Linked DNA regions of Homo sapiens: all the other regions are linked to region 3. A link is a loop called in an ENCODE intact Hi-C map of the cell type or tissue named here. Cell type or tissue: OCI-LY7. All regions are shown on one strand. Links, peaks and the distances in the headings refer to the core of each region. The heading gives the core; the rest is flanking DNA. Region 1 has its middle 57 kb from the start of LINC01581. Region 2 overlaps MCTP2 (multiple C2 and transmembrane domain containing 2). Region 3 overlaps MCTP2 (multiple C2 and transmembrane domain containing 2).

Evidence for each region. Peaks named below come from ENCODE experiments on the same cell type or tissue, not always from the same donor. Only the 100,000 strongest peaks of a DNase experiment are listed, where the experiment ranks them.
Region 1: a loop joins it to region 3, with 2.2 times the contacts of the local background. A loop is called at or near these places in 2 of 110 quality-filtered maps.
Region 2: a loop joins it to region 3, with 4 times the contacts of the local background. A loop is called at or near these places in 4 of 110 quality-filtered maps.

Annotation. Positions count from the first base shown.
Region 1 is chr15:94,159,999-94,170,805 of GRCh38, forward strand. It overlaps the pseudogene H3P40. Among named protein-coding and RNA genes, the nearest start is that of LINC01581, 57 kb to the left of the region's middle. In OCI-LY7, for the core only: CTCF peaks have their summits at 4,401 (motif pointing right), 4,600, 8,444 (motif pointing left) and 8,645; DNase peaks (open chromatin) are centred at 4,433 and 8,433.
Region 2 is chr15:94,407,609-94,418,415 of GRCh38, forward strand. The region is part of intron 17 of MCTP2 (multiple C2 and transmembrane domain containing 2); the gene reads left to right. Among named protein-coding and RNA genes, the nearest start is that of LINC02852, 180 kb to the right of the region's middle. In OCI-LY7, for the core only: CTCF peaks have their summits at 5,519 (motif pointing right) and 5,722; DNase peaks (open chromatin) are centred at 3,883, 5,533 and 5,933; H3K27ac peaks cover 1,545 bases.
Region 3 is chr15:94,473,303-94,484,109 of GRCh38, forward strand. MCTP2 (multiple C2 and transmembrane domain containing 2) reads left to right here. Exons shown (of 23, transcript NM_001385001.1): 22 at 3,394-3,491; 23 at 5,664-10,650. The coding sequence ends at 5,732. Among named protein-coding and RNA genes, the nearest start is that of LINC02852, 110 kb to the right of the region's middle. In OCI-LY7, for the core only: CTCF peaks have their summits at 5,727 and 5,929; a DNase peak (open chromatin) is centred at 5,659; H3K4me3 peaks cover 1,244 bases; H3K27ac peaks cover 1,516 bases.

The sequences.
Region 1 (10,807 bases), core at 1,272-9,271, 310 kb before region 3:
AGAAATGCAAAATTGGGTACAAAAGTGAATATTAGCTTAGAATGTGAAAGACAACCACAACAGAATACAAATTTGAATATGTTGACAAATACCTCCAACATCCAGTACATCTAGAAAGATGGTATACCTCTACTAAATAACTGCATGACCCTTGCCCCCACTGCTTTTATCTTCCTACAGTTTTTAGCTTTACATTTTTAATCTCTTCATATAATTGCAATTTTATAATATTTTCCACAGAGAGACTAAAGAGATAAGTTAGTCTTTCCTCTAGCAGAGTTTATCCAAATTTGTTTTATTATTGATAGTCAGGATGAATAAACCACAGGCATTTGGGCACGAACACAATCACTGCTTTAGGCCCATGGCACAATTGTCTTTCAAGCAGGAAATCTGAAAAATTACTTTACACTCAATTCCCAGAAACAAAGAAAAAATATATGTGATGCATTTATAATTGTATACATTGTATTCTTAAGTTTATTCTTGAAAGGGTTATTTTGACTAAATATCAATGGGAATTCCATCAATTCTGCCATCAGTTGTGTACATTTGACTATTTGAAGACATTTCCACAAATTGACTTCTGATTCGATATATGCCAAACCTTGTTTCTCTTCTACTATCCTTGTGCTTCCGGGGCCAGTTGCAGTAGGACGTGATCAGAGTATGGTACAAGCAAGGTCCTGTATCTTCATGAGAGAATGCTGAGTTGGGTCAATGATGTAAGCAGTACTAACATTCTGAAGGCCATTCCTACCCTAGGGTGGTTCCCAGTAATTAAACACAACCAGTAATTAAACACAAAACCACTACAAAGCACGTACACCTCAATAAGCCCAAACTAAATGGATCCCGTTTTCAACCTTTCTGCTGCCAGAGCCTATAAGCCCTGATGGTGTTTCCAGTGCATTCTGTGAAGAGAGACATGGAAAGAAAAAGATGAGTTCTACCTTCCCAGTAGGTTTGCTGGGGACATTGCTGGTTTTAGGACTGAATGTCCCACATCCTGGGAATTCTCTCAGTCCTAAACACACCAGGAAGACTCATTATTCTAGGAGAAAGAGACAGTCATCTTAGCCATTGGTGGTTAAACTTGGCAACTTTTTATAAATGTATAACCTGTGGATGCACTGCTGGAGCTCTTCCTAGGGTATTAATAGTGACCCATGCAAGCAGGGGGCTTAACTTTAAGTGAGGGCCTGCAGCCGAAGTTCCAGTAGCCTCCTACGAAATCTGCTGGGTTTTTAATTCATCTTTATCTTCGAATCTTTAATTTAGCTGCAATTTATTTTCAACTCAGATTCTTTATATTCTTCCTAGTCTTCTTCCCTCTGGCTGTTGTGTTCCTTGGATGGCTACGTTTCTGTTGTAGCATTTTGTGACTCAGGTAACTGCCTTTGGGATCACCATGTGATGAAGATTCTGTCAGAGATGGGAGTTGATGCAGTCACTCCCAGTGGGGTTAATGGAGTAGAAGAAAAGTTGCCCACCTCCCACTGAGGCACCTGGGGAAGTCTCTCTGCTACTGAGAACCCCAGCCTCAGGGAACCCACTCTCCACTCAGCAGCTTCTTAGCATCTTGGTGTCGGGAAACACAGAATTCACGTCCCATGCCCATGTTGCCCAGGGGTCCCCAGAATTCAGAGGTCCATGTTCTCCCGAGGATCTGCCACTTCATCTTCTTTGTTGCAGAGATCTCTGAGGCTCATTTCCAAGAACCCACATAATCCAAGAAAGAGGAAATCCCAGAGCAATTTGGCTTTGGTTTTTCTGCAATAGATCAAACAAAACATAACAAGCCTCACCTGCCCCTGACTGCCTTTTGCCCTGGGTGTACATATCCATGTGTTTGTGTGTGTGTGTGTGTGTGTGTGTGTATTAAATACATTTTCCTGCTGTTTCTATTCTTTCATTATCATAACAGAAAGATAACAGAGCCTGAATAACACAAGACCCTGGAGACCTGTTAGATTAAAAGCTCATGGAGTGCTTTAACCAGTTTTATAGTTGTTATAACGGTGACGAAAACATTCAGAGAGCTAAACCCACGGATATATATATATGTATGTGTATATATGTATGTATATATGTATGTATATATGTATATATGTATGTATATATGTATATATACATGTATATATATGTGTATATATACATGTATATATATGTATATATGTATGTATATATGTATATATACATGTATATATATGTATGTATATATGTACATGTATATATATGTATATATACATGTATATATATGTATGTATATATGTACATGTATATATACACACATATTATATATAAGCCCTGTGATTTCTCATTTATAAATGAGGCCTATTATTTCTCATTTATAAATGATCCCAATGGTTTTTATCTCATCAGGCTGTTTTGAAGCATAAATAAATAAGCAGATGTTCACATATCCAATACATGCGTAGTATAGACATAATACTACATGTGCAAGATCTGTCAGAGTAGATGAATGTGAATTCAGGTGTAGTTTCTGCTTGGGGTGAAGGAACGTTGGGAGGCTATACTGTTTCATGGGAAAAAACACAGGCAATGTTGTCACATCAACCTGGATTAAAACCATTACTTTATCACATACTAGTAAGCTTCTTAATCTATCTGGAACCCCTATGTATAAAATAAACTGAATACCTACTTAACAGAGTTGTTGTCGTGTAAAATGCTTGAATGCCCAGCAATTGAAGCAGATTGGCATAGAGGGGCAGGGCCTGGGCAGAACAAGCATGTGAAGACCTCCTTCTGTGCCCCTTCAGCTCCTTGTCTCACCATAAACCTCAGAAATGCAATGATGCTACCAAGAAAGCGTGCAGCAGCCACCACGAAAAGCTTTGATTTCCTCCTCTTTCTATTGCTCCTTCTCTCTCCTTGGGACTCACGCTAAGAACTTGAACTGTATGATTTCATATCACTTAAGGAAAAAAAAGGAATATTAGGGAGTTCAAGGGGCAGCCACTTGGCAAACATGAAAGCTTGCTTCGGAACATCTTTATAAGCCCCATTTTCATCCAGGTGCTCCTGAGAGCTGCCCCCTGCAGAGCTAACAGAGGCTTCAAGTCCACGCTGCTCATATCCCTTGGCAGCAATTAGAGAAACTGCCCTTCAACATGGGCTTTATTTTATCCTGTGATTGCTAGGGAGAGCTACAAACAGCATCCAGCAGGCAGCGATAGCATTACCTGTTATCATTGTCATTTTCTATTTCATTTATGTTCAACCGCCTTAAATACCGGAAAAGCAGTTTTACTTAAAAGGCTTGGCCCTGCACTTCCAGGTTTATCAGAATAAAGCAGAAACCAAGCTGGAGAGTTTTAAGGGCACAGGAAAAAAAATTAACACCGTTTGGAGACAGGAGGCTTTGAATTATAGTGGGCAAAGATAGCTGGGTTCTGCTTAAGACTTTAAGCATCCAAATAGGTGCATTTAAAATAAATGCCCCCACAGACTTCATCTGAACCCTCATGCCTTTTGTGATCAACATAAAGCAAGCCTCTCAGCAGTAGCTCTCATAAATTCCAAGGATTAATCCACACAGATTGCATTTGGGATACAACAGCAGGTTCGGATGAAGAGCGGGTAGTTTTGTCTGAATGCTTTTCGCTCAGTTAGTAGCAGGACAGCTATCTGTTTTTTGAGACTTAAATTTGGAAATAACTGTCATTTATTGGGTACTTTAATGGGCTAGGTGAGGCCTGTTCAAGGACTTTAGATGGAATTTCATTTAACTCGTACAAAATCTTGTAAGTAGCATTAAAGACGAAGAAATCAAGACTCAGAGAGATAATTAACTTGCTGAAAATCAAATTGCTGGTAAGTAATGGAGAGCCAAAATTTAGGTAAGAAGGGATATCAGAGTCAAGGTGACAGCAGATGTATCTTACTCAAAAACATCATTCCTCTTCCACCAGGCCATACCTTTGACATATGCAAAATAAATATTGCCAAATCTAAGATGCCATCAGTTGTGAGATGCTCTGTCATGTATCATAAAGAAAAGACAAAAAAACTTGTCAATTAAACTGATTCCAAGACACATTCTAATTTCAGATGTAAAATGTGAGGAAAAAAGTGTTTTTAAAGAGCCGTGAAAAAATGGTAATTAAAAAACTAGGCTTAAATGTAAACAACAAAAATGGTAATTAAAAACTAGGCTTAAATGTAAACAACAAAAATGGTAAGTAGAAAACTAGGCTTACATGTAAACAAAAAAATGGTAATTAAAAAAACTAGGCTTAAACGTAAACAGTAAAGAAGTAATACGCAGGCCTAGCTGGAGGGCAGATTGATGATACACAAGGCACATTCTTGTTACCTCTGCTTTCTCCGAAGCTGAGAATAAAATCCAGATTCAATCATTGCCGTTTCTGTATTCTACCTGCAGGGGGCAGTGCAGGCTACTGTATGTGGCCTTTGGCCTCACTGGGAAAGGGTTTCAGAGGATCAGGGGCAGTTGGAGAAATTTTTTTCACTTCTTTTATTTGTATTTGCTGTTTCTGAACTGATTTGAATCACAGTGTCATTTCTGTTGCGCTTTCCTTCTCCTTCTTCTCCTCTCTGATGTCTTCTCTCTCCGCATTTACTCTTTTTCTCCCAAGATTCCCAAAGTCTGAAACAGCTCTACTTGCAGTGAAAAGAAATGCGTCCCCCTTTTCCTTGCACTTCTAATCAGACGTTGACGGATTAGCTAAAGGCGGGGGGAAGCTGGTGTCCTGATTATTCTATGTGCCCATTTATCTGGAGAATGTTTCTCAGGTAGATCTTCCTACCTCTTGATGTACTTGATGAAATCTATTTCTATCACTTTCCTCCTAAAACCCTCAAATACCCCGTCAAATCCCATAGGATAAGTCTAAGCATGGAAATCTATCTTAGCCTGTTTCTCCTACCCTGTTCTGCACCACTACACCAGGCTGCAGCCCGTGAACACATACTGTGTCCATTCCCAACTCCGGGCCTTCACTTATGGCTGCCTTCTCTCTGAAATGTCCTTCCCCTATTCTCTGCTCATAAAACATCATGCTCACTCATCCCTCAAAACTCAGTTCAAGTTCCTTAGTGAAACCTTCTCTCACTTGAACTTCACAGCCTTCCACATACATCCCAACCATCTTAGCAGCCTTCTGTGCACAAGCTCATTGGCAGGCTGTCACTCTAGCAGCTATCAATGTGGCAATCTTCCTCTTTCGTTCTTATTTATATCTGTTTTCCCATTACATAGCACAGGGCTGGAATGATGGTAGGTACTCAATTCATATTTATTAAATTCATAATCGAATGGCTCTTTTCTAAAATACACTACTTCTGATATATCCTAGGTAAGTTATCTTTAACTTGTACACATTTAGGTCACCCGGAAAGCTCTTGAAACTCCTCATAAACAGACCCCACCCCAGACCAATGAAACCAGAACTTCTGTGGATGTAGCCCAGGCATGAGCATCTTTGAAAGTTCTCCAGCTTTCAAGACGCAACCAAGGCTTAGAATTACTGCCATTGCAGTGATTTACAAAATGTGGTCCCAAGGCCAGCCATATCAACCTTTTATGGTAAAGGCAAATTTTTAGGACTCACCCAAAACCATAAATGCAGAAATGGCTGGGGAGTTTGGGAGTGGTGGCTGGGGGGCGGGGGGGGGGGCAGGGTAGCAATCTGTATTTTAAGAGACCATTTATTTAGTCAACGCATACTACAGTGTAAGAACCACTGCCTCGTCCTGGCGTGGCTCACGCCTGTAATCCCGTTGTGTCCGGAGTTGGTTCCTCCATGCCTGTAATCCCAGTGTGTCCGGATTTGGTTCCTTCCAGTAGGTTCGTGGTCTTACTGACTTCAAGAATGAAACCGCGAACCTTGCTGGTGAGTGTTACAGCTCTTCAACGTGGCAGGGACCCAAAGAGTGAGCAGCAGTAAGATTTATTATGAAGAGTGAAAGAATAAAGCTTCCCCAGCAAGGAAGAGGACCCTACCACGTTGCCGCTGCTGGTTGGGGTGGCCAGCTTTTATTCCCTTATTTGTCCTCCCCCCATGTCCTGCTGATTGGTCCATTTTACAGAGCGCTGATTGGTCCATTTTACAAAGTGCCAATTGGTCCATTTTACAAACCTCTAGCTAGCTACAGAGTGCTGGTTGGTGCATTTTTGCAGAGCACTGATTGGTGAATTTATAAACCTCTTGTAAGACAGAAAAGTTCCCCAAGTCCCCACTGGATCCAGGAGGTCCAGCTGTCTTCGCCTTTCAGTAGGACTTTGGGAGGTTGAGGTGGGCGCATCCCCTGAGGTCAGGAGTTCGAGACCAGCCTGGCCAACATAGTGAAACCCCGTCTCTACTAAAAATACAAAAATTAGCTGGTGTGGTGGGACGTGCCTGTTATCCCAACTACTCGGGAGGCTGAGGCAGGAGAATTGCTTGAACCCAGGAGGTGGAGGTTGCAGTGAGCCAAGATAGTGCCACTGCACTCCAGCCTGGGCAACAGAGCGATACCCCGTCTCACACCCACACAAAAATACTAAAATAAAAAAAAAAACCCACTGCCTCCGAGATTCACTTTAAATAATGTTGCAATGTTTTGTGTGAATGAATCCTTCCTCCACCTTGTTCCGATTTTATTCTGGGCACTATTTCTTCCATATACTTACAAACAAAAAGCAGGCTCATATTAGATTTTTTTTTTAACCCAGTTTGGTCTTGTGATCTACATCAATCCATCTTGTGACCAATATCAATGCAATAGCCCAAAAAGATATTTTACATGTTTATTTCATGCCTTAAAACAACCAGAAATATCATTGTCATGGCTAATTTCCAAATTATGAACTAAAAATTGACAAAAAACGAACATACATTGGACTTTCACTATGTGCCACACACATATTAATACACTTAACATGTATTATGTTAAGTGCTTAATTATCTCACAACTCTAAAAAGTGAGTACATTAGCACATCCATTCTACAGATGAGAAAAGGAAGGCTGGAAAAAGACATGATGAATCCAGGGGGAAGAGCAGGGATTTGAATTCAGATCTGCCCTGACGTCAAGTTCTTCTTTGGGGTTTCATGATTTTCCATTTTGTACTTTGCACATAGTCATGCAGCTGTAGAGTGAAGAAAATCTGTTGCTTTTCAAAGTTCCTGGCTAGTTCCTGAAGAAATGTTATTACTTTGAGCACACTGATATGGTTTGGCTGTGTCCCCACCCAAATCTCATCTTGAATTTTAGCTCCCATAATTCCCACTTGTTGTGGGAGGTGATTGAATAATGGGGGGGGGTGGGTCTTTCCTGTGCTGTTCTCGTGATAGTGAATAAGTCTCACGAGATCTGATGGTTTTATACAGGGGAGTTCCCATGCACATGCTCTCTTTTTTTGCTTGCCACCATGTAAGATCTGACTTTGCTCCTCCTCTACCTTCTCTCATGATTGTGAGGCCTCCCCAGCCATGTGGCACTGACTCCATTAAACCTCCTTCCTTTATAAATTACCCAGTCTCAGGTATGTCTTTATTAGCAGTGTGAGAACAGGCTAATACACACATTAAATAATTATGCTGTTTCCTGCTCATTTGGAGTGGTATACACATAAGGGCTTTCTCTCTTTTTTTTTCCCCCAAGGCTTTAAAAAGGGGTATGATTTCAACACTCACAGGATTGGAGAGGAAGTTTTATTCGAAGACGGTAAAACTCTTAAACTCACAGCCTTGGTTCTAAACCTATGGTCTGAATTCTTAGAGTCATTATTCACGTTGTCATTCTGAGTCTATGAATATTACTAAAGTTTTACCAGGCCCTGTGCTAGGCTTTGGGAGGCAGAGCGGTGAAAGAGATAGGTAAGGCCTCTGCTTTCCTCTTAATCAAGCCAGGGCCCCTGCTTGCTCGCCATCAAGAAGAACCATATCTACAATACATAAATCAGTGCAGTAGCTAAGTTTAGATGTTATGATTGCATTACCAAAGGCAATAAGACAGGAGGTGGCCAGCGCAGGCCTCCATGAACTAAACTGTATCGTGTGTGTGTGTGTGTGTGTGTGTGTGTGTGCGCGCGCGCGTGTGCGTGTGTGTGTGTACACGTTTCCTCTTAAGGGTACTGACAGAAAGATCTTTTTACCTGCGTACCTCTGTTAATAACTAGTTCTAAACTATGTTGGAGAATGGGTATGGATTCTACAACCAGATTAAATAGATATGGCCTATCTGACAAAGCAAACCTGAGATTCTATTTTCAAAACAGTACACCTCAATCATAAAATCTCTAATGCCAGCACCACCTGTAGCTCGCTGAGCCCCAGCTGAAGGAGAAGGGGATAAGTAAGGAGGTTTTTAAGACCGTGGCTGGTACAAAGCCGACTGCCCACAGATCAACCAGTGGCAAAGCCCCCAGGAAGCAACCGGCTGTGGAAGCTGCTTGCAGTAGTGCGCCCTCTCCTGGAAGGGTGAAGAAAACTCATAATTACAGGCCTGGTTACTGTGACACTCCATGATATCAGACCTTATCAGAAGTCCTCCAAACTTCTGATTTGCAAACTTTCCTTCCAGCATCTGATGCACGTAATTGCTCAGGACTTGAAAACATCTGCGCTTTTAGAGCGCAGCTATTGGTGCTTTGCAGGAGGCAAGTGAGTGAGGGCTATCTGGTTGGCCTTTTTGAAGACACCAACTTGTGCACTATCCATGCCAAATGTGTAACAATTATGCCAAAAGTCGTCCAGCTAGCACATCTCATACGTAGAGAAGGTCCTTAAGAATCCTCTATGATGGGAACATTTCATTCTGAGAAAAATTCTCTTCTTCTTGTTATTGGTGGTTCTGAATGTTAGATATTTTTTTTTCCATGGGGTCAAAAGGTAACTAAGTATATGATTGCCAGTGAAAAAACAGAGGACAGAAACCAGATATTGACACTTTTTTTCTGTGTTCGTTTGTGTGTGAACTGTTAGTATAAATGCCCTGCATTTATGTCCCTACATGAAGCATTAATGCAAGTCAAACCTTTCAGTGAAGAAGTCTCAGTGGTTAAACTTTATAACAATTAAGAAACCTGTTATTTTTTTTCTGAACAATGCTAGCATTTGGATTTTTTAAAAAAAAATAAGTAAATGTTTTATTGACAGCAACTAAATGGTGTTTGTAGCATTTTTATCAAATGACAGATACCATCCATTCACTAGACTTTTCTCACTGAATTGTCCTACATGCAGTACGTGTTTTTTAATGTTGTCTTTCTTCTGTGTTGTTTCTGTAAGTTTGCTATTAAAATACATTAAACTATTTTTAAAAAACTCTCCATAGGTCGTGGTCAGCAAGCATGTCTTCAGCAATCACATCAGTCTCAGGAGAAATTTTCATGGTCAGGAAGATAAATTTCATCCTAGATAGGGCAGTGTTGTAATAAAGGCATAGAATAGGATGGAAGCATGGTGATGACCAGGAATAATGAGAACTCTCCTCTACCTGCCTGTCCAACAGATATATTATTTAAGGATAATTAGTTCAATGCTTAAATCAATGAAATCTTATTTTAAAATAGAGTTACAAATAATCACTTTTAGTAACTCAGAAGGAAGCACTGGGATGAGGCTATGAAAGGCAGAATGTGTTAGTGAACAAAGTCATTGAGTCCGTTAGGTCACAACTGAGACTATGCTTTCAAAAGCATCCCCTAGCCTAATTACCCAATTGTTTTCTTTTTGATTTTTAGACAGAGTCTTGCTCTGTCACCCAGGCTGGAGTGGTGCGATCTGGGCTCACTGCCACCTCCGCCTCCCAAGTTCAAGCAATTCTCCTGCCTCAGCCTCCTGAGTAGCTGGGACTACAAGTGTGCACCACCACGCCTGGCTAATTTTTGTATTTGTAGTAGAGACAAGATTTCACCATGTTGGCCAGACTAGCCTCAAAGTCCTGACCTCAACAGATCCACCCACGTTGGCCTCTCAAAGTTCTGGGATTACAGGCATGAGCCACTGCACCCAGCCCTATATGTATTTTTTTAATAGTCCTTTTCCCCTAGAATTGTTCACAACCCTTATTCTATTCCTTTCCTTATGTTTCTGTCTTTCATCCTCCCCATCAGGAGGGCCAATTACAAAATACTCAGGGAAGGAAAGGCTCTTAGGGACATGTTTCTAGGAAGATGAATCTCTATAAACTTTCCTTCAAACAATCACCAACTCCAGTTTCCTGATTTTAACTCAATTGTCAAGTCATTGTTAGATTCAAAAATAGTAAACAAGAAAGCAAAGAATAAATCAGAACCTGAGGATAAAGGGCAGAAGGTTCATTGAAGAAGGTAAAAGTTTGGTCCACAAAAACAATTTTAGAATAAATGAATCCAGTAATGTCGCAGGATACAAAACCAACACTCAAAACTCAGTGTGTTTCTCTACACTAACAACAGAAAACCCCAGAAGGAAATAAAATCAACAATCCCTTTTACAATACCATCAAAAAGGATAATGTAGAATAATGAAGGTGCTTACCACTATGAACTTCCCTCTTAGGTCTACTTTTGCTGCATCCCCTAAGTTGTGTTTCCATTTTCAATTGTCTCAAGATATTTTTTAATTTTCCTTTTGATTTCTTCTTTGACCCTTTGGTTGCTCAGAAGTATGTTGTTTAATTTCTACCTATTTGTGTGTTTTCCCATTTTCTTCCTGTGATTGGTTTATAGTTTTATATCACTGTGATTGGAAAAGATAACCTGGTATGATTTCAACCTTCTTGAATTTGTTAAAACTTATTTTGTGTCCTAACATATGGTCTATCCTGGAGAATGTTCCATGTGTACTTG
Region 2 (10,807 bases), core at 1,333-9,332, 66 kb before region 3:
AAATACAACTGTCCACTCGCTTGGTAATATCCCATATTTAACATATATAGAATTTTTAGCTTTTAGAGATCCTAGAATATTGAGAAAATGTGAAGTAATTTCACATAGAACTTAAAAACAACAGTAGCAGTAATAGAGCCAACCCTTCCAACACACATGTACTTGTGCACACACACACACACACACACACACACACACACACACACACATGCATGAACACGAAGAAGCAGAGGACATTTGGGAAATTAAAAGTTGCTCTGTTGAATGTTTTGTGAAAGCAGTTTAGTAAAAACCAAAGGCAAGGCCTTGAGGACTGCTGTTTTCCATGATTTCTCTGTGGACCGAAAAACATTCAGATTCATTTTGCTTTGGTACAAATGACAAATGCAACACTGTTTTGAGATTCGACTCATTAAATAATGCTGGTCAAATGTCTTTTTGATGCTTTCGATATTTATGTGTTAACTGTGTCTAAAAGATTTACTTTAAGTTCTGTCACCAGTTTACTCACAACGAAATGCACCTGCATTTCATTAAGCTCTTTCATTGGCTATGACATCCACCAGAAGTCACAACTGGATGTGCAGAGCAGACATCGCTGCCCATTTGCTAGGTGTGTGTGCAGTTGATGCTCAAAAATTAAAAGTATTTGTGTAAAGCTGGAAAAAAGAAATTTCAGTTACAATAACCAGAAGAAGAGGGGTTTTAGACATCTTAAAAGTGTGTATATATAAGTGCACACACAGAACCATATACACATATATGCAAAATATATAGGTATATTCAATGCTTAAAATATTTGGCATCTTATGGTTTTAACATATATAAGATAGTTTCCCTAGTCTTCCTTTTCATGAAGGACTACATAATATACTTTCAAAATGTTTTAAAGTTTTTTTCAGCACTTTTTTAAAATAGGAACAATCCATCATTGCATATTGTGAGCATAATTTTTACAACATAATTGCACCTTCTATTGGCAGGTTCTCAGGCATTAACTAATTATGCAATTTAATAAAATTACAGTAATCGCATTAAAAAGATTATCTGTTAAAAATTTAAAAGGACACTATTAACTATTTTAGCATATTTTCATGTTTATATTTTCAATTTTGTGAGTTGTGATTCCAGACAGAATCATAGCTAGATCGACTGAAATCACTTATTCTTTTGGAGCATTCCAATTTTGACTAGTAAACATTAGATCTCAATTATTGTAATCATAGCACAGCCATATTCACATAGCCTGGTAGATGTAAATGGTTAGCTCCCCCTTTTGTGTGTAGGTCCAGGCTCTGCGTGGGACCCTGTGTCACTACCACTGCCTTTTCTGAGCTTTCTGTTGGTGTGCACTTGCAAGCACATATTTTCTGCCTTCTCTGAATTTTCTTTTCAGGATTCTGTGATGGTGAATACTGAATGTCAGCTTGATTGGATTGAAGGATACAAAGTATTGATCCTGGGTGTGTCTGTGAGAGTGTTGCCAAAGGAGATTTGAGTCAGTGGGCTGGGAAAGGCAGACCCACCCTTAATCTGGGTGGGCACCATCTAATCAGCTGCCAGTGCAACTAGAATATAAGCAGGCAGAAAAATGTGAAAACAGAGACTGGCCTGGCCTCCCAGCCTACATCTTTCTCCCATGCTGGTTGCCTCCTGCCCTTGAACATCGGACTCCGAGTTCTTCAGTTGAGGAACTCGGACTGGCTCTCCTTGCTCCTCAGCCTGCAGATGGCCTATTGTGGGACCTTGTGATTGTGTGAGATAATACTTAATAAACTCATATATATTAACCACCAGATGCCAAGCAGAGCTCTACCTCAAGGCTATGATAATACTCAAATATGAATATATATATATTCCTATTCCATTAGTTCCATCTCTCTAGATAACCCTGACTAATACGGATTCCTTGTCTTTTACAGATCCCAAGTAGTGCAGTCTAATTCACTCTGCTTTCCAGAGATACCCTACTGAGCTTGATCCAGATTTTAGGATCTTCAATCTTAAAGAAAAGACTCCAGAGGTCGTGTAGCAACTTAATGCAGCTGATGTTTGACTACCACCTTCTTCAGGCTTGCTCCTTCTCCCGATCCTCCCTCTTTCCTCCTCTCTCTTCCCTCTTCTCCATCCCCTTCCCACAAGCAGTGATGGTTTCGAGTATCTAGTACACTGCTAGATATTGAAATGCAGGAATGAATTTTCATACTGAGCACTCGTAAGTCTATCAACCCTCCTCCCCTATTTTCCACTCACCCTTCCTTTCCCCCTCCCTTTCCCCCTCCCTCCCTCTCTCTCTCTCTCCTTCCTCCTCACCCCATTTATCCCCTCTACTCTGCCTCTCTCCAGAAGCCCTCCTCACCTCCTTAGTTTCCCTACTTTATTCCCCCAAGTTTCTTCTATCATCCTCCCTTATATTTGAAAACAAGCATATCATAAGAAAAAATGTGCTCTTTGGGAATTAAATTAGGTCATAAGCATGGAAATATTTTAAAAACATGGAATGGGTTACAAGTATGGGTAGGAATTACTGCTATCTGATATAACTATTGGTGGGTGATGGTATTCTTCAAATTCAGAGAAAGGCCTCGCTAAAACACACACACACACTCATGTGCTATTTCATTGCAAACTGTTTTTGTGGACCTGGACTTGTTGAGAACCTGTTCAATGACAGGGTGGAAATGCAAAGCTTGGTATTGTGTGCTGTGGTTGGTGTTCAGGAGTCAATCATTTCCAGGGCTACTTAATGTCTATTTAACCACCAGATGCCAAGCAGAGTTCTCCCTCAAGGCTATGATGATACTCTTCATGCTTGACCTAATAAATTCAGTTCATGTCAAAAATAGATGGCTTATGCCTATAGTTCCAGCACTTTCAGAGACAGAGGCGGAGTTTGAGTCCAGCCTGGGCAACAGAGTGAGACCCCGTCTCAAAAAAAGAAAAAAAAAAAGAAGAGGTATTTTATTTCAATGACTTAATACTTCCGGTTAATGTCATGTGTTATATAGTTATGCAGTGTAACACAGCCTCATGATTGAAGGATTGTTTTAGTATATTGCAAGCTGCAGAAAGGCAAAGGCCCAGTCTTTCATCTTTGTGCATATCCTTACTGCTTAGGATAATGTTGGGTACACAGTAGGCATCTAATCAATGCTTCTTGGAAGGGTGCTAGAACTAGTGAAAATCATCTGTTACCAGATGTTGCTTTCTTTTTATTCGTACACCTCCGTTGATCATAATAGCCTGTGGCCGCATCAGTAGCTAAAATCCAAAAACAACCTGGCAGCTTCATCATATTCTTGTCTGTTATGCATTTTTCTGGCTTTTTCTTGATCCTGCCCATCCAGGAATTGTGCTAACTAGTAGCAAAATGGCCAAAAGGCAGCCAGGAGGAGGAAGAGAGCTGGAAAATCTCTAACTGCCATCACAGCCCCTGAATCTGAGAAGATTCTATTTTTGATATTTTCAGAACTGAATGCCTTTTCTCCCCTTTCATTTGTTTCTGTATGTGACACCTGGATGTGCAAACATTTTGTGTGATGCAAAAACAGAAAAGAATATTTAGAAATAGGGGGACCTGGTGTGTGTGAAAACAGTTATAACCAATTCCTTATGTAGGTTTTGACCTGTTGAAGAACATGCTCAGCACTTAGATATCTGGCTAATTTGATATTGCTTTTTTTTTTTTTTTCTTTTTTTGCAGTCTGAGCTTTGTCATTTGTTTCTAAGCTGTCATTTTTATTAGTCTCTCTGGCTGATCTTTTGGGGCTCCCCATCAGGTGGCATGTGCTCGCCATTGTCTGGCTGTGCTTGGCAAGCGGAGGGCCCTTTTATTGCTGTGTGATGTGGGCGTGCTTGCTGGGGTAGCCTGTAATTAGACCCACCACAGGTGACAGTTACTAGAGAGCCCAGTAATCGTTCTAGCTGCCTGATCTGATGTTTATGGAGAGAAGCCTTCTTTGTGGTCTGGTCAGGGTTTACTACAGCGTGTTGTACTTTTGCCATTTGATTTATGATTTAGAAAGGTGTGTTTTGTTACTGCTCCCTTTATCTAGGGGTTGTGTCATTGGCTTTTTAAATAACAGATGTGTTTTAGAGGGAGATTTTTATTATAAAGCCTGATCATCCCCATCTCACGTATACAAAAAAAAAGATTTTGATATTTAATCAAAATCAGGTTCAATATGTAATCATCTAAGCCTTGCTCTTGCACAGTGTTTACTGACTGTTCTAGTCTCCCTGGGATTCTCTTATTACCTAAATCCATATTGGTTTTGGCCTTTTAAAATGACTTTTCTATTGCTTCCCAAGCTCTTTAAAATTTCTGTTTTAATTCATTGTCTGGGATGCTTCATTTTGTCAAGGAAAAAACCCAAAACAAAACAGAAATATACTTGTGGGCCCCATTGGTGTTAGGCAAGACCCAACAGCTGTTGTTTTTAATATAGGAAAGATGGAGCCACAGAATGAGGTAGGAGGGGCTTTCATGGTCAGTCTGAGGGGAAGAAGAAAGCTGCAGGCTTCAGAAAGTGATTTTCCCAAGGCCTCCTCATTTGTTTGAATAGAGGATTCTCAGTCCTACACTACTTTTACAATGCACGGCTTGTATAGTCATAAACTTTGAAATTACGGTTTTAGTTCTTGAGTACAAACTGCATATACACAGGATCCTTGGACTCTGCTTTTTTTTTTTTTAGGTACATTTTCCCTCAGGTCTTACATTTGAGTAAAAATAGTTTGTGAGTCTGTGGAGTTGCTATTCAGAGTGGTAACATGCCGTAGGGAGATGTAAATCTGTATTGCTACCTCGTGCTCACTTGACTGACTCTTCCGTTGGAACAGGTGAATTTTCCTCATCAAAATGTTGTGTCCATGGTGATGAGAGTAATGAAGATGATAACGATGATCACAATGATGACAAGGATGATGATGATGATGAACGGTGTTTTTGTGTTTGGGAGGTGTTTAAGTTTTGACTTCTGCTCTAAAACCTTGCTCTTTATTAGGCTTTAGCGATGCTGTTAGTGAAGCCTTGTCTTACATTGTCTTCTCTTTAAGGAATAGAGTATTGCTTCTTCAGCTAAGTATGCCTTTGTTAATAGCCACATTTCTTCTGCTCTGGGTTAAGCTAGGTACATGCAATTATAAACATTTTGTGTCCCATAGCAAGAGCAGTTTTCCTTGGAAATCACCGAGACCCTCAATTTTTTTTGCAAGGAAACTTTTATAGGCTAATTCATTACCCCCATCCCCAAATTCTACTTTTCACAATAGGAAAATGCATAGTGTGTTTAGCTGTGAAAAAAAATTAGCCGACTGTGGCCTCATTAACTGCACCTCTTTCGGCAAATTTGATTTTGCATTTCATTGGCGATTTTTACATTTTTGATAATCTACATGTTTTCAAAAAATTGATTTCCTGGAAATTTAATCAAAAACAGGGTTGGGGAATAAGAGGAGGGAGAGAAAAAAGGAAAAGGAAAGAAAAATAACAAATAGCTTGGCAATCGCTTGAGTTTACTTAAAGATAGTCCTGCAGGTGGCGATAGAAACTCATAAATGATAAAATCCTAAGGTAAATTTCTGTGGGCTACTTCTTGGGGATTTTAATTTCAGCAATTTATTTTTAATTTGATACAATCGTCTATAAGCAGAAATTATTACATTAGTAAAAAAAATTCAAATTTTCATGTTGTGTACTTTTCTGTTTTTATAATAATTTTCTTGAATATTCTGTAGCACATTCTTCCTTATGCAGAAGAAATAAGATCCAGATTACTGCCCAGTTGGTACAGATTTCATTAGGAAAATAACCATTTTAAGGCTTCTTTTTTTTTTAATTTCATTTTTACGTTCTTTAACCTGCAGCTAAAATTTGATGCTTATGTCATTGGCTAGGTTTCACTTCTATAAAGGCCTTTGCTCTTGGGTGTGACATGGCTTGCTTAGGCATGACGCTGAGTGTGTGTGTGTGTGTGTGTGTGTTCACAGAGACATTCCTTCATATCATAGTATCAAATCTAGTTGCTTCCAGAGGCCATTTCCTCCCTTAGTTAGGTGTTTCAAGTTAGTTTTAATGTGACTAGGATCACAAATTTCTTGAAAGCTATTTTATCTAGGGATAAAAACAAAACATAAATATGTATATTTTTAACATTAGACAATACATAGTGAATATGATAACATTTTTTCAATTCTTTTAGTTATTTTGGGCATGAGGCATTGTCAAAGCAAAGTGAAAGCATTTGGAAGACAGGAGATCTTTCTTTTCTGCTAGTTAAGGTTCAAGAGTTTTTAAATTGCTTTTTGTGACTATATATATTCATTTATGGTTTTTTAAGTTTGAATCTGAAAATGCAAACTCTAAAGGATAAAACTAATTTTCAACTTTCCTATTTTCTTGTAGTCTCATTTAGAAAACCTTTGCAGTGTACATTTTCAAGGTGGAGCTGCCTTGATTCTAAGAAAATGTAATTATTTTGGTTTAAACACTTTAGGCTTTAGATGTTGAGTGTCATCAACAGATAACTGTGATGGTCTTGAGCAAATTATGTGAATTGCAGTCTCTGCCTTTCTTCTGAACATTTCCCTAAGTCTTATGGTAAAGTTCAAACCAGTAATGTCTTATATGCTGTACCCTTGGATCCAGAATTTTTTTTATGATATAATAGAAGAGGCAGAAAAAGAAAGAAAAGAAACCTCTGGCCTTCTTATATTCTGTTTCAATTGTTCTTCCAATTACTCATGAGGGAGAGGAGTGGAATGCAAGTCAGACACTCTGAAAACCTATTTTGCAGCCTTCATATAAAAAATATTCAGTTCTCTGCTCTGTTAGCAGCTGACCAAAATCTAATCCGTTAAAAAATACATCGTGGTAAGCAGTTCTTGAAAATGTTTATAATAAATGGTAAAAGCCAAGCTTCCACTGTGAGATTAGCAGTTGGAACAGGACGTGTTCATCAGGAAATAGGTTATTGCCTGACTAGTGTGTCCTGCAGAGTAACCTGCAGGATAGATGAAGATTTAAAAGCTTGCAGTGCAAGGATTTTATTTGATTTTCCCCCTTTGCTTTCTTTTGCATATTCCAGTGTTGTTTATCACTCATGGTATTTTTCCCAATGACTCTCTTATGAAGTTCATTTTACAAACAAAAAGTGTGGCATGTTTTGGGGGTTGGTTCCATTCACGCCCCATGATCATCTAATGACCTATGGGTATTAATGTTGCTAATACACTTTTTTACATTACAGACTTCGTAGCTTAAAGATAAATGTGAAAGAATATTTTCCAGAGATCTGGACCTACCACCAGCTTCCATCTTAAAGATACAGGAAGTGCTGCAGAGAATTATGGTGTCTTTCCTGCTTTTTGCTTGACTGCAGTCCAGCCTGAGAGTCAGTGGACAGTAGTGCTCATGAATAATGCCTTCTATGTGGATGATACCTACAGTAACACAGGAGTGACTAAGAGATCAAATACACTGGCTAAAAAGCCTTAGGGAAGCATTATGTGTCTGAGGTCTGATCTATTGTCTGGGAGGTCGCAGAGTGTTAATGCACTCTGCAAAGATTACACTCCCTCTCTAATTGCTCAGACACTTCCTTAAAGGATTTAAACAGTCAGGAAAGGTGACGCTCCTTGTCAATTTTTGTCTTCTGCCTGCAGTTGAAGTTTATCTGTCTTTCCACTGAGACCACTAGATCAAGTAACCTAGACGGTGTCAAAGGCATAAACTCTGAATTAGGAGTGAAAGCAATAAGAGATGTTATTTACCGTACCGTTGTTACTTGCTCTTTAAATGCTCTGCATTCCATTTCTGGTGTTTACATAGTGAAAACGACAGCATCTCTGTGTTCCAAAGCGGGGCTTAAAAGGGTCCAAGGCTTCACTTTGACTTTTGATCAAATTTGTTTTCATAATCCTTTCGCAGTGCCATAACACCCCGTGCAGCATTCTCCTTTTAGGTTATTATTTCAGCTAAATATGTAGAAAATAGGTGAACTTTAGGATTCCCTCGGTGCGTCCCCCCAACCTCACCCCTCCCAACACACCCCCATTCTGAGATGTTTCCCCTGAATTAGGCATATGCAAGACCAACCCACATTTAGGACGTGATAACTTTGTCCAGACCATCATTGTAAACTTCAAATGATACACAGACACATTTGAAAAAAGATCTCCTCTCTGCATTGGAGAATCCTAACTCAATCTTGTGTGTCTGGAGAGCTGATATAGCAATTTTATCAGACTCTGTATCTCTTATATTGCTTTGATTATAACTCAGTGTTTCCTAAATGACACTGAAAAGCTTAAAGAAAGGTTTTACTAGTTCTTTCCCAATGGCAGTTTAGGAAATATCGGGGAGCTGTCTGTTTGTGAAGAGCATAATGAACTCCTTAAATTCATAGTCTGTGTTGCTGCTGTAGGAAGGAGTGGGGAGTGCAAGCTTGCATTCCACCTCGAGCATTTTCTACCCACTATGCACAGTTGCATCATTGAGAAGTAAGCATTCCTCTTAGATCAGTTCAAATTGCTAATATATGTGTCCTACAGCCTGCAATATAATATTTACGTAGCTTCCGAAAGAGACCTGCAAGGATTCCCTGTAATTCAAGATGGTAGTCTGACTGATGGGTGTAGAAGGATTTTTTTTTTTGTTTTAAAGAAATTCTTGTTTGTCCCATGAGATTTTCACACTTTTCGGCTGACGGCACTGTATTTTACTCATCCTGTATAAAGCTGTCAGTGTATTCATTATATGTGTGTCTTGAAGACTCTGAGCAGATGACGGGAACAATTGCTGGAGGGGGAAAACACATTTGAATCAAAATCTTCAGAAGAGCATTTCTGTAGTCTCTCCTGTTCCTGCTTCTGCGTGGACTGTCCCTCGCACTTTCTCTGATTGCATGTTATCTCACACTGTTGGTAGATTACACTGAATGTTTCATCTGTATATAAAAATTAAAAATTCAAACAAAAATCTGGCCCACATGAAGAACAGGCCCTTTGGGCATATGGTTCATTATGCATATTCGTTTAATTACTAAAACACTTGCGATGGCTTTAGTGCCCTTGCTTTCAACTTGCAAAGTTGGATCTCTTCTATTGCACAGAAAATATAGTGCAGAATTCTGTTATGAAGGAGGAAAAAAGAAAAGAAAAAAATAGAGCCTTTGAAGAAATTATTGGAATTCACCAAAAGGAGGTATGATTGTCAGTATGAAATAAATGGGAAAAGGGATTTCTCCCCTTCCTCGTCTTTGTCATCTCCTTCTCCCTCCCATTTCTACCACTACCCCGAAGGCTGTTTTTACTGTGGTTAGTTTATAAGTAATGTGAGACTAAGGATTTAGGTTTCAAACATGTTCCCTCTGAGCGCCTCAAGTCTCATGATGAAGCAAAGTTTTATTGTTTAGAAGGGGGCTGCTATGAAAGTGTGACTTTAATTGATTTTTCAGGGCAAACAGGTGGTGATGGTTTAGACATCTCCTGGCCTGAGTGCCACTCCTAATTTGGGTCTACACATATAATAGCTTTATTAAAATAAACAATCCCTTGGCTTTGGTTTTACCTGAACATCTGCCTCCTGGTTTTTAGAGGGCTTTTAAAAATATTTTCACTGTGTGCTTAACAGGATCTGATCCTAACATAGCTAAGAAAGACTTTATTTTCTATTTATGCCATCAAATTTTTTATTTTTATCTGATGTTAAAGACACTAAAATTTAGAAGCATCTTTAAATGGGATAATCAGTGCTTCAGTAGTTTTCTTTAGAGCACCTTCATTTACAGGATGCAACAGATTTTGAATGTAACAGGTCAAAAATTGAATTTGTAGTTGCTGGGTTTTGATTTGAACTTTTATTTTGGTGCACAAAAGATTGTTTGAGTGAGTACACGTACGTGTGTGTGTGCGCACATGTTTTAAGACCATATTTTGGATTTATTCCTGAGCGCTGGTGATGTTTCAGCATTGTAAGAAAGCTTCTTGGACTCCTCTTGATCAGAATAAATTCAAGACTCCTAACAGCATTTCTAAGGGAAAGGAGGATCCAAGCCTTGGCATCGTTCTTGTTTTTAGTGGCAAGTATGTGTGGCTCTGATACAAGCACAATTTTGCTTTTCAATTAAGCAAATAGGTAGTCTATCTGAGTAACGGGAGACCATCCAAGACATTCTTGATATGATTCCTAAAGGAATTGTACTTTGCTATAAATAGCATCACTCACTAATCACTATTGGAGGGTTCCTGAATTCGGGTACCTTAGTCGGTTTTAAACACATTGAATATGTACAGAGCTATTGCAGGCTTAATGTGAACTTACTGCAAGCCTGCTTCTTTTAGTGCCAGAAATAAAGCTGCAAGTGGAGTAACTTAATACAGCGAACTGCTTTACTCTATCACTGCACTAATGCTAATTAGATACACTTGCTTTATTACCCAGAGCATTTTTTTCTGTGTTCGTTCTGATCTAATCTTTCTATGAACATAAAGGAGTAAGTCATGAAGGAGTAAGTCGTAAGTGTTATGTTTAAGCTTTTAGTCACAATTGCAGCCTAATGTTCATGTGAGCAAAGTCAGAGAACACTCTTAGAGAATGCTTTGTCCACTTACAGTCCAATTAGAATCCCATTGGACTTCTCCCATGGAGGGCCCCACAGTGCCAAAAATTACGCTTCTGAAATGAGTAAGACACTTATCGATACATTTAATGGAATTTTGTTCTTGACCTCTTCATCTACCTACCTTTATGGAGAATAAATAAATGTGTGAAGATTTTTTCTCCCTTCCTTTAATCAGAGCAGAG
Region 3 (10,807 bases), core at 1,393-9,392:
TGAGTTCTTAAATATTTTTATGAATGAATGAGCCTGCAAGCTTAATACCTGTGCTCTATATAGATGACATTTTGTTAGGCCTATGACCTCTCCTGTGTAGGAGTGTGATTTTTGAAAATTAAGTGAGAAGTAGATTTTAAGGATATCTGAAGTTTTCTTTAGGAAACATTATCTACTGCATTTTAGTCACTTACATGAAGTATGTATTTCCAGAAGGCAGAGCTTTTCTTAGGATTAGATCCCATGTGGGTTTCCTTTTGAGAGATTTCCCATATTCCTTCTATTGTAGAGGTTTTAATTATACTTTTTCACTTCTAGTTGAAACCACTTCTGTTTTTTCAGGGTAGATATTAATTCTCTAAGCTAAATTTTTAGCTTTTTGCAAGAAGGACCTATGCCTCGTTTAAGTTTGTATCTTCACTTGATAGCACAATATTTTTTTACATGGAAGACACTCAGAATTTGATAAATGAACAGGCAAGGAACCCCTGCCTCACCCCAACCAGTGTATTACAGTTGGAGCTACCTGCTGGTCGCTCATATGAATATCTGAAAAATGGTGTTTTAATTGTGTTTCAAGTGGTTATTCTCAAGTGACCAAATGTGCAAAGCAGCCATGCAATTTTTCCATCTCTTCTGATTTTCTCCAAGTGATTTTTTTTTTTTAAACTGTAGGGCTCATTCCACATTCCACCCCACTGATCAATTCAATCTATGATCCAGGACCAGTACATGATAGCATCTTTCCCAACAAAATGTTATTCTTCAGTATTTTATCCCACTTGCTTTTTTTCTGTTCTTTCTTTTCTTTCGCTAAAAGTAATTTTACAACAGATATACCCTCCCTCTGTACTATTTAGGTTAAAAAAATCTAAGGTATGTTTAGCATGCTAATAGATGAAGCCACAATTTCTAAATGTGTCTGCATCATCATAGTTGGCTTTAATAGTATTAAAGGCTCTTTTCCATGCTCACTTCCTTTGTCTCCTTAGCTTGTTTGCATGTACAGTAATGATGGTAGCCCTCTGCATTGTTGTAGAATTTCAGACTACAGTATCATTTTGCCTGTACTGCCCAATGTGATTCTCCCATCTACCCAAGAAACTCTATAAGGAGGTCTTTATTATTCAAATATTAATGTAAGAAATGTGAGGTACAGGAAGGTTACGTGATTTTTCTAAAATCACACAGCTAATACATGAAGCCAGAACGGGGGCCCAGGTATTCCTACGTCACAACCTTTTTTTTCTTGTCCCTTAAAGAATGACCAAGGTGGCTGGGTGTGGTGGCTCACGCCTGTAATCCCAGCACTTTGGGAGGCTGAGGTGGGTGGATCACCTGAGGTCAGGAGTTCAACACCAGCCTGACCAACATGGCGAAACCCCATCTCTTAAAACAAAAAAAGGAACCAAGGGGTCTGTGATTTCCTGTTGACAGTCGGTCTCACAGAGTTGTGAATAGGGCAAAATTATTGAAACTTTTGATCCTGGACACCTTCATAAATAAGGTGTGCATTTGAAACATGCAATCTGAGTGCCCTATAATTTTTATCCTAAGTTTTTTTTTTTCAAACATAGATAGTCTCAGTGCATTGTGGAATACTTTTGCCCTCATTGGTGCATTTGAGCTACTGTGCAGGTTTATAATCTTCTCAGTGACTAAGAATGCAGTGTTTTGATCAGCTGTGATATTATCCCTGCCTTGCCGTTCATTGTGAAGACTCCAGATGCGCACACCATATATAATTAACAATAGAAGATATATCTGTTCTCAATACGTCTTTGTCTCCCTTCATCATTTTGCCTTGTCTGTTTTCTTTTGCCAAAAAGCCCATGCTACAATTAAATGTCTTTAGAATAACACAGTGAGAGTATTTCAGTGTAAAGGAACACTGGGGGAAATTTTAGCTAGAAACGTGAAGCTTGCTGTGGGGGTAGAGGGAAAAAAGGCAGAGTGCAGCTTTGACTTGAGGGAAAGGCGATCATTTGCTAGGAACCTTCACCAGCCCAACCGCCAAGCCACCATTTACTCGGGCACAATGGCTGGCTCCCATTTGCAAAGCAGATGTAAATCTGACCCTCCAAAGAAATAACTGGAGGTTGGCATTGTGTCAGGTATAATGCCATGCAGGAAGCCTAGTCCTCAGATGAAAGCAAAATAATACTTAATGAACAACAACAAAAAAATCAAACCCTTTGTGTGTTGGGGACTACTGAACAGTTAAATGTTACCTTGACTTCTGAGTAGGAGCCATTCAGAGTACAACGAAGCTAAGAATTCATTCAGCGTCATTGGGACTGACAGCCCTTCAGATATGATCCTTGTTAAACAAGCACCCTGTGGCAAAACTTCAGAAGGCCACCTAGTCTTTCTGCTTCTAAAACTCAACATGAAAAACGGGTTGACATTTGGTGAAAAGACTACAGCTTATGAGCTCCGGATATAGTCAAAGCAGCTCCAAAGAGCAGAGTAGAAGACAAAACGTGGTTGAGAGGAACTCCCCTCTAAAGAGTAAACCAGGGGCAGAGCGTGTCCTGGATATGCACGGGAACCCAAGGTGCAGCCACCAAAGAGGGACGGTCTATAGGATGTTGACATCTTAAACGTTCAACCCGTTTCTAATTATCCTTGTCCTTGTCCTAAATTAGCATGTTCTCCATTGCCCAGACAGACCCACGCACCGACGTTGTGATCCATAAATTAAGTTAGCAACCATAGTAAGATAATTTGCCAATAATAACTTTTCACAGTTTCCTGCAGCATCAAAGTACAATCAACATGTCAGGTTCTGTTCTGCTGTGAGAGGAGAGAAACCTGTGAAAATGAGTTGGAGGTGGGGAAAGACAGATGACTGCGGTTTTCTTTGTAACAACAAGAAAACAACTCCCGCCCTCTACCTCCCACTGCTACGTTTGGTCCAGAGCCTCCAAGCAGGGACTTGTTTGGGCTAATGAAGGCCTTTTCCCATCTGGGACATTTGTTTTCATAGCAGAGGCGGCTGTTAATCAGCGTATTCCAAAAAAGCCAACGTGCTCCCCAGTTTGAGCGTGTGTTTCTGTCGCCCTGCTGCTGGGATTGTAATGGGATTTTCACAGCTGAAGAAGGCAGAGCCCCTCTTCACCAGCCCCTGCTTCCTGCCTTCAGGAAAAGGCATTTGTGAATGATTCTACATGACAGCAACATGTGCTTGACTTGAGGTCTGGTAATTGTTTTCACACTAATTTTTACTTGTGAATATCCCCTCTCCCCCGAGTCAGGCGAGTTTTTGAAGATAGATGCTAGATAGATAGATGATTGACTGACAGATAGATAGATAGATAGATAGATAGATAGATAGATAGATAGATAGACAGACAGACAGATAAAGAGATCTCCTGTGTTTCTATTTTTCAGGCATAAATAAATTTACTAAGAAGCTTCGAAATCCCTATTCCATCGACAATAATGAGCTACTAGACTTCCTCTCTAGGGTACCGTCTGATGTTCAAAAGGTATGTAATGAATGGTTACCACCAACAGTGGCCCCAACCTGAAATCTGGCCAGCCCCGGAGCCAGAGGAACACAAGGCTTTGCTTGTGTGAGTAATTGAGATAAGGAACCAGAAAATCCTTAAAGAGGCCTGGCTTGCAGAGAAGTGGCAGAAAAATCTTTGTCCAAAGCATGAGGTGATTGGGGGAAATTGTTTTGAAAAAGAGCTACTTAAGTATGATCTGGAACTCACACTGTGTGGCTACTGGGCACTGATGCTTGTCCCCTTTCGATTGCTTGCCTCCCTAAAGAGGATAAGATGGGCTCAGTGAGTAGAATTGCATGAGATCCAAACCCAGGGAGTGTTGCTTATTTTCTTCTTCCGGGTGGCAAGCATTTTAGGGGAAGTAGGGGACAAAAGGATTATTCTTTTTATTCTCATTTGCCCTGATTTATCTCCTAGGCCTCCCTTCTATCGTCTTCCCTCTGAAGACTTAGGGATGCTGAGAATGCAGCCCCCATTTACTGTAATACACAAAGAGGCAGAGGCAGTGTGAAATAATGTGAGATCAATCAGAAGTATTATTCACAGATAATGGTCACCTAGTCCAGCAGTGTCCTGTTTCTGTGGATACACAGAGATTAACGAAGGCAACAATACTAGAAAGTCGTGTAGAGTAGCTCGATCCTGGCCCCTGTGGATCAGCCTGCTATAAATCCAGAGGAAGGAGGGCAGGCGGCAGTTTCTCTAATGGAGAACAGAGATCACTGAATAGGTAGATGGGGAGACCATGGCGTGAAATATCATCAAGATGATCAAAGACACAATCCTTTAATATCTCAGAGAATCCCAAATCAAATATCGATTTTCATATTTGAGCCACTGTAGCATAATTGGTTCCCTGGCAGCTCAGGGAGGATTTCAAAGATCTGGGGCGGAAAAGCCTTAGAGTTTCTTTCCCCTTCATTCCGAGTTCTAGAAATTAAAATGGACTCTGTGATGCTATCTTCCTTTAAAATTCATTTCATAATTAGCTGTGAAAACACATTCTAGAAAGATGAATTTACTCTTTAACATTTGTATTACTTAATTAAAAAATAATAACCCGGCCCCTGTTTGTTTTGCATTGAAGATTGACAGGTATGTCATCCTCTGCTCCCTTAGGGCACCTTCGCAAAACACCATAAGGAATGGGGTGTTTTCTTCATTTATCTGCCTCTGACAAAGTACAGCCTGACTTCTGTGATCAGGCATAATGTCCTTGGGGAATTTGTCACAAATGCTAAAAATAGGGAGCACATGTGGTCTGTAATACAATGTTTTAAATAAAGCCATTCCACCAGCAGCCTATCAAAGCCCACACACCAAAGCAATATATTTGCAACGTACCATCACTTGGGTCGCAGTGTGAGTTCACACTGTATCCTTGAAGAACAGAAATTTCCCTCAAGCCCCCAAGGATTCTCTGTGCAGAGTCCAGTCACTAGCCCTCAAAGTGGCCATTCCAGTTGGAGATGGCATGAACACAGAGAGATGCAGCAAAAGAACATTCCAGGAAGATGTACAGTATGCTAGTAAGATCCTCCGTGTATCGCCAAGGGCGCTTTCTAATAACACAGTGACAGTTTGCCACTGGGGACTCCCAAGTACTCATATTTATCACAGATGTTTTAGTCATTACATTGCAAATGAAATTAATTTCCACGAGAAATCTATATAAAAGTCTGGGGTCCAGTATCAATTTCAGCATTTTTTCCTCTCAGGCAAAGTAAATGTGTATAATTTTCCGAGATGTTTTCCCCAAGATTTTAGATATTTTTAAACGAATAATCCTCAGTAAGTTGCTGTATCATATACTAAGATAAACATTCCCAAGAGGCAGTTATTAAGCTTACTTATGGTTGAAAACTGGCACACACAAAACGAACATCATCTAGCAGTGCCCAGCGAAGGTAGAAACCCACGCATCTCATTAGAAAAATCTGCTTTTAATATTTTGGTTTCAAGAAATGATGCATGACTTCTCAAATCCTTCCTGCAATTAATCCCTCCATGTTCCTGTGTTTAGAAAATGATTCATTACCTTTGAACCTTCCTTCCTTTGCCTTCGGTTGTCCTTGGGGAGCCATTAGCACACACTGTGGCGAGCTAGGGTTACCTAACCGCCAGCATCACGGCTATTTGTTTTCACAGGTGCAGTATGCAGAATTGAAACTCTGCAGCAGCCACAGCCCCCTGCGGAAGAAGCGCAGCGCTCTCTAGGGCACACACCGACTTTGGACAGCAGCACCCAATATTGTGTTTGGTTGAGTAGACCAATGTTATGGCTGTTTCAGTGGTACCCAAGGTGTCCTTCTGAAATGCATGCCCTGTGGCACCCTCTGTATACTTCCTCCTCCTTCACGTGCACAGACATACACACATGTGCACACACCCTCATGCATGGGTGTCCTAGTTGCGTAGAGGGTCAGCCCAGCGAAAAGCAACAACCCCAAGACTGTGAAAGACTAACATCCATTCTGAAATAGGAGATAACAAGGCTGCCATGGATCTGAACACCACCTTCCTTGAGAACAGCCAGGAGCCCACTTGGATTCAAGAGTGACTTTGAACTTGTTTTCACACCTCCAACAGACTCTCATTAAGATTCAGTTATTTCCGCTCCCCAGCCCCACACTCCTTTCAGATTATCGTTCATGGGCGTAAGTCTCTTCTCAGAGTTAACAAGTCTTTGGTAGTCATCCTCTGTCCAAATATTGTATATTATTAAAAGGCATTTTTAATAATTACCAGAATTAGCTCAAACCTTTAGGGATCTTTCAGCCATGATTATTAAGGATATGTATGTGAATTTTTGGGAAACCTCTCGGTGCTGGATGCCAGCCTACAGCAGGGTCCATTGCTGGCAATGGATGGCCCAGGAAGGTCCCTAGAGATCACTCACTTGAAAAATGAGGGTCCCATGAAAGTATTTGGTTGCCTTCTGATGCCACTTCTTCTCACTTTACTTTTTGCTTATTTTCAAAATATTATAAAATGTCAACATATAATTTCAGAAAGGCAGGTGGGGGTAGGGGAGAAATGAATGAATAAATTCTCTAGGTATTTAGAAAGATAAGAAACTGAAGACCGAGAGACTAATAAGGCTGCTTACCTAATTATTATAATCATTTCATTTGCCTGAATGTTTTAAGCAGGAAGTAGAAATACTTTGGCTGCCCAAATGTATCTTTTGTTCCTCTTAGAAGTAAAATAAGCTACATACAATAAAAATTTATTTCAGAACCCCATTTCTAGAAAATACCACCCCAGAGTCCTCATTTGATAGCATCTGTCTCCTGCAGACCTCATCATTCCACAGTATTTCCCTGCCATGTAAAAATCCTGACTTTGTGCGTATATAAAATGTATGCAATTAAGTCTGTTTAAATGATATTTAAGTTTTAAAGACTGTATTTTGTTGACACATACTTTGTGCAGTTTTTATGTATGTATGTATTATAAAAAAAGTTAAGGTTAAAAAGATCTCATTTAATAGTGAGTTCACTATTTTTTTTTTTTTGTCTCTGGGTTGTAATTTAATAATCTTCAAACAAAATGTTTACGAAAAATGCCAAAGATTCTAAATCTTATCATCCCGTGTCTGTTTTTCTTCATGTTGTATCTCACTGGGTTGCTTTCTGGCTGAGCCAGAATTCTGCATGATTTGATTTACTTCAAGTTAATGAAGCTGGCTGGAAAAGAGCCTTGCAGAAATTATAAAAGCTCCAGTAAATCTCGTAGTTGTACATACAATAGATACCCAAGAACCTCTTTTGTTAAACCAGTTACTCAATCTTCTGTGTAAACAATGCCTCATTGTCTTGCTTCTAACTATCATCTAGTTTATCATAGTCTGTCATTTTGTAACGACCTAAGTCAGACATTTTTAAACAGACATGTGAGATCTGATCAGTCATTTGAATGAAAACTTTCAGCAGCAAAATAACCCCTTATTTATTTAAAAGTGGAACCAATACTTTATTGTTGTTCTTTTGCTATAGAATTTCAAAATGAAATTATTTGCCCGACAAGAAGGCATCATTAGTTAGACTTGTTTCCTCTGTAGCCCGATTGAAATTCTCAGTGTTAAGTTTAGGACCCAAACACCAGCTGGGACGTAAGAGCAGGACCGAATCAACCTTGAATAAACTGTATATAGAAAACAATTGTTAGTTGATTAAGTAGACATTGGATGTTTGTTAGAAAGGAATGTTAGTTGTAAGTGACATGTTAAGATTTATACAATTGTCAAAAACTTTTAGGAAAGATTCCAGAATGCTTTTGATAAAATTTATCGATTGTGGATTCACAGTGTGATAATTAAGTAGGGATGTTGAAGTCTTGCCAAGTTTTCCTGGTTCCCTTCTCAAACTTTATCTTCCCATTTCTAGCCCTGTCTCTCTATCTTACAGGCATCTACACCTCAGCAAGTCAGAAACTAAACATCATCTGTCTCTCCCTGTCTTCAGAACCCCAACCCTCATAATCTCCTTCCAGCTTCCTTATTTCCCTTACCAGGACTGGCATTTTCTGGGCTTGGAATTTCTCGGTCATCCTCTTTTTTTTTGTTCCTCGTGCTGTTGTCCTCGTCTCCCAACCCCTAAAGCCTAGTAGGTCCAGTGTCAATGCATTAACCACTTCTGTTCTGATTTCCACCACCCAAGTGGAGGCCTTCATAACCTCTCAGACGTCACGGCCATGATGCCAGTTACATTATGCCTAGTTAATCTTCATTCAGACTGGAAGGACCTGCCCCCAGTTGTTTCTTTCTGAATAGATTCTACTCTCCTTCAACACTTCCAAAGTCTCCTGCCCCAAAGAGGCTTAGTTAGTCCTGTGGCTGGATGTGACTCCAACTTCCTTTTTTGTACCATCACATCTTTCATATCTTTCTGGCATCTGCCATACATCATAAGAGGCTTTGACCACTGTCCTCCACTGAATAGCCCATTACAGCTAGCACCTAATAGTTACTCAGGAAATAAATACATGTTTAACAGGCCAGGTCGTAGAGATTATTTTTCTTTCTCTGCCTTTTCATGTGCTGCTTTCAGAACAGAGGGCTGGATTGGATAGATTAGTATGATCTATCCTGGAGATTCATTTCTTGCATTAAGAGCTTATTTTGTGTGATATTATTTATAATCCCTGACTATGTCAATTATAAACTTTTAAATTATGTCTTATATTTGAAGTTCTTACCTACATATCAGAGGAAAATATAATGTTTATTTCTAGGTGGTAAAACAATCTTCTGGATTCTTTTTTCTTTACTTGTAAATTATCATTTAACAAGTCTATATTGAATGCCGATAATTTTCTGGAACAAAACAGACTACATTCCCTTGGTAAAGCCAGACATTAAACAGATACTTTCAAGCAACAGCATGCCATGCTCAGATTTAAGTTTGAAAAATATTCTAGCTGCAATGGATAGCCTAGCAATTTTCAAAGTTTAGAGAAGTTATTAATATTAGCCCTTTGTAGTACTCCTGATAAATGAATAACACCCTGGACTTTCAAATAGTGGCACTGGGAAAAAAGTAAGTAGAATTGAGAGATGGTGAAGAGATAAAGTGAGCAGGACTTAACAATTGCTGGACTATGGGATGAGGGAGCGTAGAGTCAAGGATGGCTCTCAGTCCCTAGGTCTCCAGGTCTAGGAAGATGGTGTTACCTTTCACTAAGGGAGAGAACTGTAAGAACTGCTGTGAGAGGACCACAGGAGTCCAGTTTTAGCGCTGAATCTCAGGTGACTGAAAAGCATCCAAATAGGAATGTCAGCAAGGTAATGGAATATATAGTTCTCAGAGAAGTAACACACTGTACTTGAGATGTACACAAGTTAAAGGCAAACATTGTATATGAAAAGTGATCAAAACTACATGCTTCAAGAAATTAAACCTTGAAGAACTCAACAGTTAATGTCATATATAGAAAGGCAAGTCAGTTAAGAGTGTAAATAGAAACGGGTAAATACAGAGGAGAAAAACAGTAAGCATGGACTGTCCTAGAATTCAGTGGCAGAGCATACTGCAAGAAAGCTGATGTGGTCAATAATATCAAATGCCGCTGAGATCACATAAGTACAGAATCATGACCTTAATGGTTTGACAGTTTGGAAGCACCCTGGCAACAAGCCATTTCAGTGGAATGGTAGAAATGGAAACCACGCTGGGTTGAGAAGTGAGTGGATGTGAAAATATGGGGCCTCTGAATGGAGGTAACCCTTGAAAAATTCCACTGTGGAGAAGAAAGGAGAGAGAGAGGGCTGGAATTTGGAATGAAAGGAGATATTTGGGATTATTTTAGTAAGAAAACAGAGGTGTCATGACCTCAGTGTAACCCTATTAGCTGCAAAAAATTCTTCATGGGCTTGAGATGGAGTTAGCCATATTCATTATTGAAAACTATGTTCTGCACTTATACATTGTTGGTTGGAGTGTAAATTAGTTCAACCGCTGTGGAAGACAGGGTGGGTGTTTCCTCAAAAACCTAAAGACAGAAATACCATTTGACCCAGCAATCCCATAACTGGGTATGTACCCAAAGGAATATAAATTGTTCTACTATAAAAACACATGCACACACATGTTCACTGCAACACTATTTACAATAGCAAAGACACTGGATCAGTCTAAATGCCCATCATTGATAGAATGGATAAAGAAAATGTGGTAGAGGTACACCATGGAATACTATGCAGCCATAAAAAAGAATGAGATCATGTCCTTTTGCAGGAACTTGGATACAGCTGGAGGCCATTATCCTTAGCAAACTAATGCAGCAACAGAAAACCAAATACCACATGTTCTCATTTATAGGTAGGAGTTAAATGATGAGAACACATGGACATGTAGAAGGGAACAAAATACACTGGGGGCTATTGGAGGGTGAAGGGTGAAAGGAGGAAGAGGATCAGGAAAAATAATGAGTACCAGGCTTAATACATGGGCGATGAAATAATCTGTATGACAAGCCTCTCTGACACAGTTTACCTATGTAACAAACCTGCACAGTTACCCCTGAACTTTAAAAAAAACTATGTTCTATCAAAACCTGCCTCTCATTTATGTATTAGGAATCTTGTGACAACGGAACAGTTGAAAAATTAAAATAAAAATTGCCTGAAAATGCATTGAGTAGTAACTGATAATTGAATAAATGCTGAAATCCTGAAGGGTGACTTCTAAAGGAATGGCTTCAAGCATGTTACCTCTGTGTAAAGCCCACAGCTGTTCTGTCCTAGCATTTATGTAATGATTTACACAGGAAAATGGATATTCAAGCACACA